Linked DNA regions of Mus musculus: regions 1 and 2 are each linked to region 3. The links are chromatin loops, found by intact Hi-C in ENCODE. Cell type or tissue: left cerebral cortex. All regions are shown on one strand. Each heading gives the region's core, and the rest is flanking DNA. Links, peaks and the distances in the headings are about the cores only.

Evidence for each region. A loop is a pair of places that touch in the nucleus more often than their neighbours do. Peaks named below come from ENCODE experiments on the same cell type or tissue, not always from the same donor. Only the 100,000 strongest peaks of a DNase experiment are listed, where the experiment ranks them.
Region 1: it touches region 3 in a loop (5-fold over the local background); 2 of 42 quality-filtered maps call a loop at or near these places.
Region 2: a loop joins it to region 3, with 2.3 times the contacts of the local background. A loop is called at or near these places in 3 of 42 quality-filtered maps.

What each region holds. Positions count from the first base shown.
Region 1 is chr3:35,219,982-35,225,227 of GRCm38, forward strand. No RefSeq gene overlaps it. Among named protein-coding and RNA genes, the nearest start is that of 1700017M07Rik, 54 kb to the right of the region's middle. In left cerebral cortex, for the core only: no CTCF peak of the experiment used is centred there; a DNase peak (open chromatin) is centred at 2,502.
Region 2 is chr3:34,101,890-34,107,135 of GRCm38, forward strand. No RefSeq gene overlaps it. Among named protein-coding and RNA genes, the nearest start is that of Dnajc19, 23 kb to the left of the region's middle. In left cerebral cortex, for the core only: no CTCF peak of the experiment used is centred there; a DNase peak (open chromatin) is centred at 2,646; H3K27ac peaks cover 186 bases.
Region 3 is chr3:34,644,888-34,650,133 of GRCm38, forward strand. The region is part of intron 3 of Sox2ot (SOX2 overlapping transcript (non-protein coding)); the gene reads left to right. Sox2 (SRY (sex determining region Y)-box 2) reads left to right here and starts at 5,108. Exons shown (of 1, transcript NM_011443.4): 1 at 5,108-5,246. RefSeq lists enhancers at 1,043-2,624, 1,198-1,648, 1,290-1,681, 1,396-1,506, 1,469-1,541 and a promoter at 4,595-5,246. In left cerebral cortex, for the core only: a CTCF peak has its summit at 2,997 (motif pointing right); DNase peaks (open chromatin) are centred at 2,740, 3,029, 3,823 and 4,126; H3K4me3 peaks cover 704 bases; H3K27ac peaks cover 1,250 bases.

The sequences.
Region 1 (5,246 bases), core at 1,531-4,030, 570 kb after region 3:
TAATATGATTAGCTGCCTCACTTATCTAGCCATGATGAACTATGAGTCAAAATAGACCCATTCTTCTGGAAGTTATTCTCCCTAGATATTTAGACACAGAAATTTAAAAATGTAACTAATATACCACAGTGGGGGAAAGCCAGGCATGGGGTGTGTTCTTGTAACCCTAACAATCAGGAGGTAGAGGCAGATAGACTTCTGGGTTCACTAACTTGCCAATTATTTAATGACTTTCAGGCCAATGAGACAAACCTAAGAAATGACAGCTGAGATTGTCTTCTGTCACACACACACACACACACACACACACACACACACACACACACACAATGGGAGTAAAAGAGCTAGCAGGTGAGCAGGTATCCTGGTATAGGCCTTTTGGACATTGAGCTCCACCCCTTTCTGTAAGCACAGCACCTGCTTCAGGCCAGGTCAGTGAGAACAAGATGGCAGTGGCATGTCACCACTCCTCCCTTCGGGCGTTCGTTCTCTTGATGTAATGGCTCTGATGATGAACGTGATGACAGTGATGATGAAGGGAGTCGCCCTGTGTCCAGCAGCTTCATGCTAATCCCTGAAGGAAGAGTGTAAATTAACCCATACCATCCTGCCACCATCCCTGATTTCTTGTTGGTCCTTTTCTTTTCAGATGAATAAATGAAGGTTTAGAATTCGGTTTACAAATTAGCACCAGAAACCAATGTACTTTCCCTAAGCTGTGGTCACTGCGGCTGAACCACTTTGTGTGTGTGTGTGTGTGTGTGTGTGTGTGTGTGTGTGTAACTCAAAGAGAACATCTTAGTTTTTAGGGGACTTTTGAGAGAGGACGATGATACAGAAGCTGGGCAAGCATGTTTGTTGTCTCCATGTGAAACTAGCTTGACTGAGGAGACTAAGTACGATTGGAGACACCTCTAGGGGAGGTTGTATACTAAGAGCAGGCCTTTTCAGGTGGTCCAGGTCTTTGGGAGTGTGTTCTATACAAGGTGCTTGTCACAGAGGTCAGAGGATCACCTCTGTTAAGATCAGGTGTGACACTTCCCAGGAGCAAGGAGGAACCTATAACAGGTCCAGAGAGCCTGATGTGACGCTGGGAAATGTGTTAGCCACAAGTCCTGGGTGAAGAATTGTGCAGCTACAGGAAAGAGAAGGAGAGATAAAGAGATGAGTTTGAATTTTATCCTGCCTTCGTCAGCTTCATGGCTTTGGATCTGTCCTATAGCGTGCCCCACTGAACCGGGGATTCCTCCTTTGTGGATGAGAATAAGAGCCTTGTAGGTGGTGGGGAAAATTGCAGGCAATATAAATAAAGGGCTTTGCCCTAAGGAGAAAAACAAAGGAAGAGGAGAATGCTCATTGCTCTGAGGGTGGGGCTGGCCAAAGCAGTGCAGATGCTCACTCTGGACAGATGGGCTGTTGACACAGGATTTCATGCAGAGAAGGAAACGGGCTCTGAGGCCACCAGAAAGGCACTGGCTCAATAGACTGACATCACAGATGGCCAGTTGTGGTCCAGTGCCTGGAGTAGGAATAGCCTTGAGGTGAGGGTCTGAGTACATCAGGCACTGGGGCTCTGATCAAAGTGTGAGAGGAACAGGAATATCTCAGTTCTTTTCCATTTCCACTGAGCACAGTCAGATACTCAAGAGCCCTGAGACCGGCACCTACAATTCTTCCCTTGGAATCAGACAGGGCCAACCTTACTCAGCCTGTCAGAACTGAAACTCCCACCCCTGCAAATGTCTTCCCTCCCTAGGCTTTGTTTCTCAGGTGTTCTTTAGTGCTGATATGTGTGCGTTTCTACTACATAAGTACATTTCTAAACTCTGAACTCTGCTAAACTTCAGTTTCAACTTTCACCCTAATACACATTTCATTCCTGATTAAGAATAGTCATACTGTGCATTAACAGATTTTTACTTAGAGTGTTTCTCCATACTAAGAGCACCTATGGCATGATGAAAACTCAGGACAGAACTCACAAACAAATCATGCTAAGGTGCATGCAGTATCAAATACTCTCCCTGCTTGGATCCTCCAGGGAAGGTCATAGCTACTTCCTTTACTGTCAATGTCCTGAAGCTCTGGACCAGTAGGGACACTCTGCATCAATTTCCTCCACAGGACCACTCCTCTTCATTCATGTTTTCATACTTGCATCTCTACCATCTCATTTAAATAGAAGATGTGGGGCTTTGGAAGGAATTCCCCATATAATAGTCCAAAACAGAAACCATTTACAGGTTTGTGAATCTAGAGTAGAGAAAGCATGGCTCTTATTGGGACAAATGGCTGTGCTATCTATTTTTTTTCCAGTTTAGAAATAAATTGGGAGCGGTAGCAAGGGCTGTGCTTGGAGACTGTGCTTCTCTCACAGCTCAGCCCCAGCTTTCTCAAAATTCCTTTCCAGTCAAATTCTCATCATCAAGGTGCCTGGCAACCAGATCTGGCTTCATACAGTTCTTCAGAGAGTCTCTATTCCTGTCTGTCACACACTGGAGTGAGAAGCCAGGCAAATGCCATAAACCACTCAGAAGCCTTTCAGTCCCCCTCCCCCCAGGGTGACCAACAAATCTGTTCCTATTGGGATTCCTGTTAAACCCTTATAAATACTGCTCGGTCCTCCATGGCCATTTATGAGACTTCTACTTGGTTTTTGAAATGCTCTCTAGCCTTCTTGCTTTTATCTTTCCTTCCCTCTTATTGATTTTTCTCCTTAAGACTTTAATTCACTCTTCTGCAGTTGCTGCAGTCAAGAGCAAAATTCTGCAGATCACATAGAGATAACATTCTCACCCAGGCTGGGTCACACACATCTCACACAAGAATACCAGCTTCCTGCAGATAACTGGTCCTTTCCTGCTTTCCAAACCCTTTTGGCCTCTCTTTTCATTTCCCTCCTCTCCTTTACTATTTGAGACTTAATCTTACTTCAGTTTTATTCTTCACGCTGAGCTCATCTGAAATGTGCCAATAATTGCTACCAGCTAAATCTGGCCTCATCATTCTGAAAATTCCTCATTGAAATCAGCCCCGTGGAACAGGGATCCGGCCACTTCCGCAGGTTAAAATGACATCTGGGTTGCAGCCTCCCTGGTAGAGTGTATAATGCATGTGTAGATCATTCTTGTTCAGTTATATTTCGAGAGACAAAGGCATATAGAACTTAGCAAAATGAGCTAACAAAATGTTATTTAATTTGGTGAAAATTTCATGTAAGTAGCAATTAAATCAACGCAGAGGTTAAGGGTAGATAGAATGAACTTGGACACCATAGAGCAACTTTCTCTGTTTTCCGGATAAGTGTTTACTAAATTCAACAAATATTTCCTGAGTTCTTAGAGTGTTTGTCTCCCTCAAGATCATCTTTGTCACAGTGTGTGTGTGTGTGTGTGTGTGTGTGTGTGTGTGTGTGTGTGTGTGTGGTGTTATAAACATGCAAACAAAGGAGAGAAACCCTGGTTGACTATGTAGGTAGTAGAGGGCATTTCCAGAGGGAGTTGCCATTTGATAATTCAGAGAAGACTATTACTTTTGCTTTTTTCAATGTCTAGCTTCATCTCCTAAGCTAAGTTATCAATAGAATTGTCACATTAACTCACCAGTAGTCCTGTCATTTACAAAGCGCTGGCAGCATTTCACAACTTATTTTAATTTTCCTCCAAATATGACTGAGGATTAGAGACAAGAGAGGAGATGCAAGCCACACTCACAAAGAACTTAAAACAGACCTCTGGGTTCATCTTTACATCCTATTTCCCTTCTCAGTGCACAGGTATTAACCCTGTGCTCAGATCCAGTCCCCTACTGTGAAAACTTAGTGCCCAAGGAAAGCTCGAGCTTCTGGGTTGAGGAGATGCCTCAGAGGAATAAAAGCACTTGGTATGCAAACATGAAGGTCAGGGTTGGAAACTGAGTACCCACTTCAAAAGCCATGTATGAATGGACAGTTGCCTACAACCAAAGCACTTTGGGGACTAGAGACAGAAGACACAGCTCTTTTGATATCATTGACATCTGAAGACCCCACCCACCCCACCCCACCCGCCTGTGGGAGAATGGCTTCTTCAGCCATATCCACAGGGCACAGAGGAGGAGCTGAGCCCAGATGGAGGGAGCACCCATTTGATTGGCAGAGAAGCAAGTGGGTGTTAATAATCTATCTCTTCTATGTTCTGAGCTCTTAGACCTTACACAAGCTCCTGGCTTTCATTGTTTGTTCACCTTACTAGTTAAAATAATTAAATTAATAAATCGCTATGTGCATGAACTCGTAATTTAGACTACTGATCTTTTGCAATTTCATTTAACCTACAAAACAACAATGTTCAAAATCTGAGGCACTGAGGCTGATAGAGAGTTATCCACGATGTCAGAGCTGGTTCCAAGACTCATGCCAGCCTCACAGTTACTCTGGGGTCTAAATAATAGTCACTGCCTCTGGCAGGGGGGTAGTGCTCCCCTTGTCTGGGCCCAGCTCCTAATTCCTTCCACTGTGGATGTGGTTGAAGAAGCCATTCTCCCACAGAAGGAAGCCCTTCTGTGGTAAATGATACAATAAGAGCTGTGTGGCAAGGCCAGCATTTTCCCCAAGCCCTCTCCCGGTCCATTCAGAGAACAACACAGCATCTCAAAAGCCTACATCTCTCTCCACTTCTATTTTTGTGTTCATTTTCTGGGCGTAGAATGAGTTCAGAGCACATTGATTGTTTATGATTTCCAAATAACAAATGGGCAATCCCTGCTTCATCCAGTCAGGTCTAAGATACAAGCAGCACTGGCATGTGCCCCGTGCTTACCCTGCCAGCCCTCTATGAGTGGATTTCTATGTGGTTCTTAGGCAGAGTCAATGATGGGATAAGAGCTGGTATCTCACTCTGTTCCAGATACCACCAATCGAAGAGCAAGGCCCATAATGTCACATGATTGGAAAAGAGAGGAGCTGAAGAGAGAAAAAGAAAAAGAAAGAGAAGGGGGAGGTAGAGGAGGAGAAGCCGAGGTGATGCAGACGGAAGCAGAGCAGGAGACAGAAGAGGAGGCGCAGGAGAGAAGGAGCAGGAGAGGAAGAGCAGGAGCAGGAGGAGCAGGAGAGGAGGAGCAGGAGAGGAGGAGCAGGAGCAGGAGGAGGAGCAGGAGAGGAGGAGCAGGAGCAGGAGGAGCAGGAGAGGAGGAGCAGGAGAGGAGGAGCAGGAGCAGGAGAGGAGGAGCAAGAGAGGAGGAGCGGGACAAGGGAGGAGGTGAAGGGA
Region 2 (5,246 bases), core at 1,531-4,030, 540 kb before region 3:
GATGTCATTTGAACTCATGGTGTTCAGCGACTTGCTTCTTAGTGAAGTGTTTCTAAGGACCACCATGCTTTAACACAGGTCAAAACTTCCTTCTTATTGTTTTATAATAGTCTATTGTGTGGGTATACCGCATGGTTTTCCTTCTTTCTTTTCCCTTTTTCTTTTTCTTCTCCTCTCTTCTTGTCCTTCCATCCTTTCTTCCTTTCTCTCTCTCTCTCTCTCTCTCTCTCTTTCTCTCTTTCTCTCTTTCTTTGCCACTCCTCAACAAAGACACATATGGGATTTAGGGACTTTTAAAGATGCTGTTGCTGTGAACAACTGTGCTCAATTTTTTTATTTTTTTTGTCATGGATTAGGTTTTTGTTTCTCTTATGTAGGGCATAGAAACATACTTCCCATTTGTGTGGTAGGCCTGTGTTTAACACGTTGAGGAAATGGTAACCTGTTCTCCAGAAAACTCTAAAAACTCACTTTACTATAAGAGCAATGTCTACACTGACAAATGTTAAAATCAACTCTTTGGAATCCTAAACTCATTCAGAACTCAGGACTCATTTAAAAGAGGAAAGAAACCAGAGGAGCATCTGAGTGTCCGTCAGAATGCTTGGTTGGGGGAGGGGAAGGGGGAGGGGGAGGGGGAGGGAGAGGAGGAAGGGAGAGGGAGAGAGAAGGAGAGGAGGAGGGGCAGGAGGGAGGGGGAGGGAGAGGGAGAGGAGGAGGGGGAGGGAGGGGGAAGGAGAGGGGGAAGGGGAGGGAGGGGGAGGGGGAGGGAGGGGGAAGGAGAGGGGGAGGTGGAGGGAGTGGGAGGGGGAGGGAGGGGGAGGGAGGGGGAAGGAGAGGGGGAGGGGGAGGGAGAGAGGGAGAGGCTCTCATGAAGAAAGCTGGCGCTTTGCAGTAACCTAACAAGTAGCCTAAACCTCATCTGTTGTGACAGAGAGTGGAAAGTGTGAGGAGATGCAGTTTTATATGTCTGAGCTAGGACATCCCTGACACCTCCCCACACTTGCCTACTCCACTTTGGCAACAATGTAATCTCCCACCCCATGTTTGCAGCAAGGCATGTCTTTGTTAGAGAAAACCAGGGTCTCCAGTTGAGCTACTGGCATATGATTGGTAATGAGGCACAGCTATTGCGAATCCCTGCCAATGTGAAATGGATTAGACAGGGGTTGTAAGCACAATGGTAGTCTCCATTTATTGAGCACTTACTATGGCTAGATTTGTTTGAGCCATTCATTATCTCCACGGGGGGTGGGGGCTGACAAAACCTATAGGGATTGGATGACCTCTGTGTGACCTTCAGCTCCAGGATTAGGTCAGAAGCAGCATTAGGCAGTGTCTGGCATAAATATGTCTGTTGGCACTTATCTCCATCATTATCTTGGAAAAATGCTCTCTGTAGCTCTCAATGTGTAAAGCTTGGGGTTGGGTGGTAATGGTTGATCCAACCAATGCCCCCCTTCCCTGATCTTCCTCCACATCCTCGAGAGTGTGTCCTGAACCATCTGAACTCTTAGCCCCTTCCACATAGAACCCTGGAAGAACATGTTCCTTTCTCCGCGTGTTTGACACAAACAGAACAAAAGGACCCATCTGAAAGCTCTTGAGAAAGGGCCACCTCCCTAGACAGTTTTGTGTTCTCAGTAAAACTGAGACCTGCCTTGTGATTAGATAAAACAGTGGTCATCTGCTTCATCTTTTGCAATCAGCTTGGTTAACCCGGAAGTTCTGAGGTCTTTTGCCAATAAATACCCAGTATTACTTGCAAACCTAGGCTGCAAATAGGAATTTAACAAAATGGTTATTTTCTGGTTTGATCGTGGGGTGTGTTTTTTAAAAAGGCACTATTTTATAGGTTCACAACTAAGCTCCTGCCACATTTTCACTCCCTCCAATCCTTTTTTTTTCCTAATTAAATAACTGGAAAGATGTGTAAAACCATTAGCTCCAGACTAAACAGAACAAAAAGGTAATATTTAGATTAATATATTTTTAATGGACAGTTTTTTTGGAGGGTTACAGGCATGGGAACAAAATTAAAATTGCTATATGGTTGCCACACTTCAGAAAAAGAGTCAAGTTTAATGATAAATCTGGCCTTAGAGAGCCAGCCAGAATGGATAGGGTCTGAATAGGATTTAAAAACCCAACTGTGTGCAGAAATTAGAGTTTTGCCCTGAATCATATGGAATTACAGTGCTGGGTGCGTGTGCCATGCCTACACAATAAAGCCCAAAGGAAGCAGCTATTTCTGTTGGTTTTATTAAACCAACCAAGCAATTTAATTCTTTTGTTCAGGAGAGTTCTACTTCATTGATTAACAAAAGCAGGGATATAATTTTTTCAGCCTTTTTGAAAAGCCTGAAATGTCAAGCCTTTTAAAGCAGATTATTGTGCCTCTGTGCAGTGAATACAGCCAGAGTAACCTTTTGTCTACAATTAAATATTCTAGCATAAATATAAAAGAAAATCAGAGATGGGAAAGATTGACTCACAAGAGATTGGAGAGGTAGATCCTCACACTGATAGCGAAGCAGCAGCTTGCTTCTAATTAAATATGCGGCTGACTCTCCATGCTCTCGCTCGCTAGCAGCCGCACAGAGGAGAAGCGGCTGAGGAGAGGAAGGAAGGAGTCTATCACATCATCTCTCTGTCCACAGGCTTTCCTTGGGGCTTATGAAGGTATTTTAGAATTTTTATATTGGCATTTTTTTTTCAGGGGAGATAAAGGTGGTGAACCCTCAAGGGCAGCCAGACCTCAGTCTTGAAAGTTTAGGCTTGCTTGCTGTTCAGCAGCTGAGCTTCCTAGATCTCTTCCTAGTCAGAAACCAAGGTTGATAGTGATGACTTTGGTTTTGAGGGTTGAAGCCATCCAGTTAGGTAGGCTGCAGTGCAAAGTGACCTTTTTTGTTATTTTGAATTGGGGCTACTTATTGATTTTCCTCTTCTTTAGCCTATCGCATGCTAAAGTCTTTAATGCATATTTCGCTATTTGTACCTTGAGAGTATGAACCCAGAAAGCCAAATTCCAGTTAGTATCCTTTAGCTGTGTCTAACAGAATGCATTTTAGAAAAATGATAAGGCTTGCATTTGGACTCTTGGATTTATTGATATTCATAAGCCTTTCATCTTCATGCACACTCACGCATCTTCAGAGAAGTACTTAAACATGGCACTCGGAAAACGCTGATGGCACGGAATAGGGCTGATCCTCTTAGAGTCTGCTGCTTACACAGAAAAACTGGAAAATAATAAGAACTGAAATCTCTACTCTGTAACTTTGCCTTTCCATCCCAGGTCTTGACATTATGGAGAGGAGTGGGTTCCCTCCGAGGGCTGTTGCCTGTTGCGTGTCTGATATGCACATAGAACCTTTCCCCGTTTGTAGGTGCAATTTATGTTCGGTTGTGAAAATACTTGATTGCAGATGGGTTTGAAACAACATTGGAATTCAGTAGGCTTTTCCTTTGTGTATTTACTGTACTAAGTGTTCCCTGGGTTGTGATTTTGAATACAATCAGACACCTGGTGCCTTTTGGAAGCGTGCCACTGAGAAAGGCTCCATATTTGTAAATTAATAGTTTGTACCACTCAAAAAAAACCCGATTGGGGCAATAATTGAATGTTAGGAATGGAGCTTACATTTTTTTCCACCTTGTAAGATTTCCCCTTTTAATAAGCAAATTTCTCAAGTAACAGGCTCCACTGAAGGGAGGCAAACTCCCAATAAGTCTTACTGTGCTATTTGCCTTTCCTCTGATTAGCGTAAAGAGTGTGTTCAATGCAGTGTTTAATAAGGACTGTTTAAGCCAGGGTTCAAACTTAGCCTTCTGTAGGATATAGGGAAATGTGTTTGGTTGTCAATACTAAATTATTAAACTTTATACAGAAAACATCAAGCTACATTAAAAAATTATGAATTTTTAAATGGAAGTAACACAGTTTGATGATTTAAGAAGTTAAAAATGTGACAGGCATATTCCATAAGGGTAGCAGTCTTTGTAACAATTTGCCCTTCCTAAGTGTGGTCTACAATAGCCACCCAGGCTTTGTGTGTTTAAAGTGGAGTTCTCCACCTGGGATCAAGTGTATGGTAGAGATGTAAATGTATAGCTGCATCTGTCTCGTATGCCTATGTAAAGTGTAGTTTGTATCTCATATTACCTATACAATTTAAGCACACTTTGTTTTGGTTTGGTAGGAATTAAGCATGCTGGTATTTCTGGGGAGAAGGATGTTTCTATAAAAAGGTATTTCCTCCCCCTGGGTGAGAGATACCATAGTGATCAAGTGTTAATTCTCTGGCCAGAAATAAATAATAATAGCAAGCAAACAAAACCAAAGAAACCAGGAAGCAAAGAGCACCGACAGCTCCTATAAAATGATGACGCCGACCTTCAACCTCCACTGACAACTGCGAGGTTTCATACTTGAATGTATCCTTCTTTTCCACTTCAAATGTGCAGTTGCCTTTGATATATATTTGTATCGTAAGTTATTTAGCGTGCAACTGGCCGTGTCTCTGTTCTTTTGAAGGAGTGTGTTTATGCTCCGATGAGAGCACGGATAAACCGTTGAGGTATTTCCGAAGTTGTCTGCCTGCGATGGGGAAAGGTGATTTGCTTATGCAAATGAAAGACGACTGCTCTGCCAGCCCTGGCTTTTCCTGCTCTGCTCGCCTTTCCCAGTTTTACTTTTGATTAACACAAAACAAGAGATGAGCTGTCACCTCACCTGTGAATATGTTATTTTCAGCAAATCCAAAATCAAACCGAGGTTCTGGTTACTTTGATTTTATTTATTGTTTTCTTTAGAGATGCTGGTGATCTAGAAACATTTATGCTTAAAAAACAAGTTTCATAATGACTACTTCAAAATGCCTAGAAACTTTTCTCATCCGATATCAGGGTTAAGGCAGTGAGTTCCAACCACGGATTCAGTGTAGGCTCCGAGAGGATGCTAATGATAAAGTAAAGCCCACCTGAAGCACCACGGGCACGAAGCACCGTGCTTTCTCCCAGTTCCTTATCAATGCTTGCTGTTAGCAACACTTTGTTTCTATCATTAATTTTCTAAAAAAAAAAAAAAAAAAAAGCCCCTCTTATTATAATATTTGGCTTCTTTTAATTGTAATTCATGGGATTTAATTTTGAACATTTGGCAGTAAAATGCCAAACACTGAACTGAATGGCTGTAGGGGAGTCAAATTAATTATAAAGGACGGCTCATGTTCATTTACATTTAA
Region 3 (5,246 bases), core at 1,839-4,338:
AACTCTTTTTTTTTTAATGCATTTACTTCATCAGTGAGAGGTGGAATGAATTGAGCACAATGGTCACTGGGCAGACCACCCTGCATTCCGCAGGTTTCAAGGGTCCTTGCAGCTCTTGAGGGAAATTATTTGGTAAAATTGGGTCTAGGCTTCAACAGCCCCTTGTCCATTTGTTTCATATAATACCACTTCTGAAAATTAAAGGCAAGATCCTGGAGAGACACAAGGAGAAAAAAATATGATTGAGCAATTTTAAATTAGCAGTGTACCTTGTATCCATATGGTAAACAAAAAGGGGTAGAAGTCTGTGGTTGCTCTTTGTAGCATCTTGAAACATGGATTATGGACCCTGTCAGTCATCTCTCACACTTACCAAGTTTAACACTGACCATGGGAAGAAAACGGGATAAGTAAGGCACCAATGAAAGAACAGCCATTTTCCTCAGTTATACTAGGAAAATGAAGGTGCCCCTACAGTCTGGTCAATGAAGGGAACTTAGGTCAGAGGAAACCTCACAGCGAAGGGATTCATTTTCTAATTCCTACCTTAACTTTCCGTATCCTCATTTCTCTAGCACGTTTCTTGTTGATTATTTTTGGAAGGTATGTGATTTTTTATGTACTTATTTATTTGGAAAATAAATCTTCCAAATGCATTTCCCTGTCGTCATCTGTGTTTCCTAACTCTTAAAGCTCTGGTCCCTCTGAAGGCTCAGCAGTTTCCCCACCTGCCATGTGGATTGACCCAGCATTTTTTGTGACTCAGAGGGCAGAAGGAAGCATAAATTCTCTGTTTTCCTATAGTATTGGGGCATAGACAAACAGAACCTCATCAGATGCATGGGCCATTCCCTAAGCCTCTTAATAGTCTCTGCTTTTAAAATCATGAACTTTTCTATAGTTTTTGTATTTCAGGGGTTTTTGTTGTTGTTGTTGTTGTTGTTGTTGATTTGCCTCTTGAATGCCTGGCTCCAATGTAATGTTTCTCGCTGCAGAAGGATTCCTGCTATGGTTGTGGTCAGAAGAGATGCTCAGAAGGTTAGCTAGCATAAAGAGGAACTTAAAGGGGGTGGGGGGAGCACTTCGTTTGGTTAAAGCTGGTTCCCAATATATTTAACCAGTTCCAGAATTAGAAAGCCTTTCTGTACATTTTCTCTTATTTTTCTTGCTACTTTTCCTTATGTAATGAAATTAAAACTTTTGGAACCCACAGTTGACATTTTTCAGAAAATTGAGTTATCAAGGCAGTAATTATTTCTCGGGGAGATAAAACTCTCATAGCCCTAACTGTCAAATAGGGCCCTTTTCAGATTTTAATTACAAAATAAAATTAGTCTGCTCTTCCTCGGAATGGTTGGCGAGTGGTTAAACAGAGCTTTCCCCCAATACTGGTGGTCGTCAAACTCTGCTAATTAGCAATGCTGAGAAATTCCAGTTAACAAGGGCATTCTCCGAGACTCTGCAGGTCCCCTGCCGTTCGCCTTCATTTCCATAAGGAGATTAGGAGAGGAGGGGAACCCACTCAAATGCAGATGCAGGAGCGAAGCGTTTTTAACAAGCATCATAATAGTAAGATGCTTGGCTAGTTCTCGCTAATTACTGCAACTTAAACCTCTATTTGCCACTAAGAAGAAAAAAATAAGTCTACAGTCCGCACCTCCACAACATTGTCAGTTGGCTTCAGATATAATACTCGTCGAGGAGAGAAAAATGTAAAAGATTTTTAAATAAAATTGGGTTATGCTTGGCAGTTAAGGCTTCTGGCTTGGGCCAATAGCAGAACAAAATAAAATCTGATTACTCCAGGCATATGCTAATCACTAATGCTGGTCTAAAAGTGTATAGCTTTTTGCTGCCCATGAAGGGAAGTATTACATTAGATGAAGCACTTCCAATTTTCATAAACTATGCCAGTAGCAACATTTTAAATTCTCAGAGGATGAAGCACCCTGTTCCAAGTCTCTTTCTGCTAGTCAATAGTGTATTGTTGCTGGTACTGTAGTCAGCTATTATAACCCCAAAAGAGGCTTGCCTCTGTCATGGGCTGGGGCTGTCATAGTTATTATTATACTTAGGGGACTATGATGGTGTTGGATTGAAATCGGTGGCCAGTGATCTAATTTTTTTCAATATGTTCTAAAAATATTCTAATGAGAAAATAGGTTTTGCTACCGCCATCTTCTTTAATCTTATTTTCGTCGCAAATTATTATGCATAAACACCAGCCACCATTAGTTTATTGCCTCTGATAAGTACAGTAGACTTAATTAAAATAAAGCTGCAAATAAATACCACAAATGATAACACGACTGTAATGCACTCCCATAGTTTATTCATATGATAAAGCAATTAACAAGAGACCTAGCCAGACCCCCTTACCCTCTTTAAGTAGATTATTACAGAGTTCAGGTGCAAACACACATTGGAGAGGTTCAGACTATCCCCATTGGGGGAAGGAAAAAAAATCTGCCTCCTACTAACCTTGAAAGAAAGATATCAAGATTTCAAGAGATGTTCTTTTATCGTCATCCATTATCAGTATTTATATTAATAAATATTCGCCACCGTTGTCCACATCAACTCGTTGGGGTTTTTTTTCTTCAAACTTAATGATCCATAAGCTTTTTCTAAGTTTTCAGAAAAAAGTGCTATTAAGCACCTACAGATACATACACAATCACAAAGTGAATGCTCGGCCTGCCCTTCGTGGCGCGCGGACAATCATAATTCATTCATACTTTGAATCTCATAATTTATACCTATTTTCCCCTCGCTTAACCTCCCACTTATCTGGCGGTTCTATGTACATTTCTAAGTTAAGCAAATTAAATTTGATTCTTATGATTTCGTCCCACGGCTTATATGATATGTTAACTTTTCTTTTGTTTAGATTATGTGTAATTAGTTTGATCTTCCATCCTCCTCGGTTTTTTTTTTTTTAACTTTATTTTTACACACCTTCTTTTAAAGGTAAAAGCACTCTAGTAAAAGCAAGTCCACCAGCAGGGGGCGCAGCAGCCACATCTCAGAAACTAGGCGCGCTGAAAAGTCGGTGGCCGCCTTCCCTGGCTCAACCTTTGCTCTGGTCTCCAGAGATTCGTGTTGAGCGTAATAGTACACCCCGATTAAGGAGAAAACAATGCTTTAATTTGAAGAGTCCCAAATATTTACGCGTTTCTATAAGTCCTTTCCGGGTTCCCAAGAACTAAAGCAACCAAAACTTAAGGAGAACCTGGGGCAGTGAGAGGGGTGGACTAGAGAAGAAATTATTTATTTCAAGTTTACAGAATTTCTTTACCACAATTTTTCTGGGTCTAAAGTGGGCATAGTTAGCTGAGTGTGACAATAACAGCCAAGCCTGGGAGAATGGGGATTGGAGATGTGGGGGTGGGGAAGAGGCGTTGGTGGGCAGAGAGGGAAGGATAAACAGGGCAGTTTGTAAGGACAATGAGCGGAGCGTGGCCGGCAGATACCCTTGTGAACGTTTTCTTTAGGCAGAGTTGGGGTAGATGAGGGGAGGAGGGGCCGCGAGAGTATTGCAGGGAAAAAAAAGAAAGAAAGAAAGAAAATAAGTAACCCTGATGGTTTAAGCTCTTTATTTAAAAAAAAAAAAAAAATGGCATCAGGACTTTCTTCCTTCTCTCCCCTCTTTTGTACCCAAGTGCATTTTAGCCACAAAGGTTCCAACAAGAGAGTGGAAGGAAACTTAGACGGGGCTTTGTTTGACTCCGTGTAGCGACAACAAGAGAAACAAAACTACCTATTTGTAACGGACGTGGGGCTGTGGCTCTGGGCTTTTTGAGCGCCTGCCGATTGAAATCTTTACGTCTGGACAATGGGAGATCGGCTAAAATTACCCTCTCGGGTCCTGGGCAGGCAAGATTCTTGAACCCCTACCCCCGCCCCCAGCCCATTCTCCCACAGCCTGGGCTTGCTTGGTGCCGGCTCCTCGGGTTCGGCGGGCCTTCTCTCCGCCTGCACCTGCACCTCTGGACCCCGCGCGCTTCCCAGGCCCCGGCGCCTCTCGGCCGGGCCTTCGTGACTACCACCGTGCCTGTCAGCAGGGGCAATGCCGGCTGCGCTGCCCCATCCTGAGAACGCTGCGTGGGAGGGAGTTTGTGAGCGCAGCCCAAATGCCACCTCCGCGCCTCGCGGTGGGATGCCAGGAAGTTGCGTGACCCTCCCCCCATCCCCTGCACTCGGGAGCTTCTTTCCGTTGATGCTTTCGTCCCCAAGGTTTCCTCTGAAACTGCCACCACTAAAAATCCTCTTGTGTCAGGGTTGGGAGTTAGAAAGAGCGGGAGCAGAGTTCCAGCTTTGCCTTTGCACCCTTTGGATGGGGCAGGTTGGTGGAGTAGGGAATTAGGGGTTGAGGACACGTGCTGCGGTTCCTTGAGCCACACCTGAGTCGGCCTAGGAAAAGGCTGGGAACAAGGCCTGGTCCTAGCTCTGCTCTACAGTCAGCTACATGGGCAGAGGACTCGTGTTTGGGAACCGAGCCGATGACACGGAAGCCAGGAGGGCGCTGAGGCCCGAGGCTTGGGTCTAACTTCTCGTCTGTACGGTGAGAAGAGGGGGTGAGTGGGTGCTGGCGACAAGGTTGGAAGAGGGGCTGCGACAGAGCGCAGTGCCGCGGATGAGCGCAGAAACAATGGCACACCACCTCCGGCTCTGCCAGCTTCCTGAAATACTAGTTGGACAGTCGCCCTGAACCACCCATGGGCCTTGCCCCACCCTGGCCCCAGCTTCCCGCGCCCCATCCACCCTTATGTATCCAAGAGAGAGCCAATATTCCGTAGCATGGGGGAAAGGAGCTGTCGTCTTGGTGCTGTTTACCCACTTCCTTCGAACAGGCGTGCGCCGTGACCTGTTGCTGAAAACGGGGGGCGGGGGGGGGGGATACAAAGGTTCCCCAGCGGCCGGCTGCGGGCCCGCCTCCCCCGCGCGGTTCGGGGCACAGCGCTCTGCTGGGCTCGGCTCGGCGGCGCGGCAGGCCCCGCCCCCTTTCATGCAAAACCCTCTGGCGAGGCTGGGCTCGGGCGCAGGAGCCGGCGCTCGCTGATTGGCCGCCGGAAACCCATTTATTCCCTGACAGCCCCCATCACATGGATGGTTGTCTATTAACTTGTTCAAAAAAGTATCAGGAGTTGTCAAGGCAGAGAAGAGAGTGTTTGCAAAAAGGGAAAAGTACTTTGCTGCCTCTTTAAGACTAGGGCTGGGAGAAAGAAGAGGAGAGAGAAAGAAAG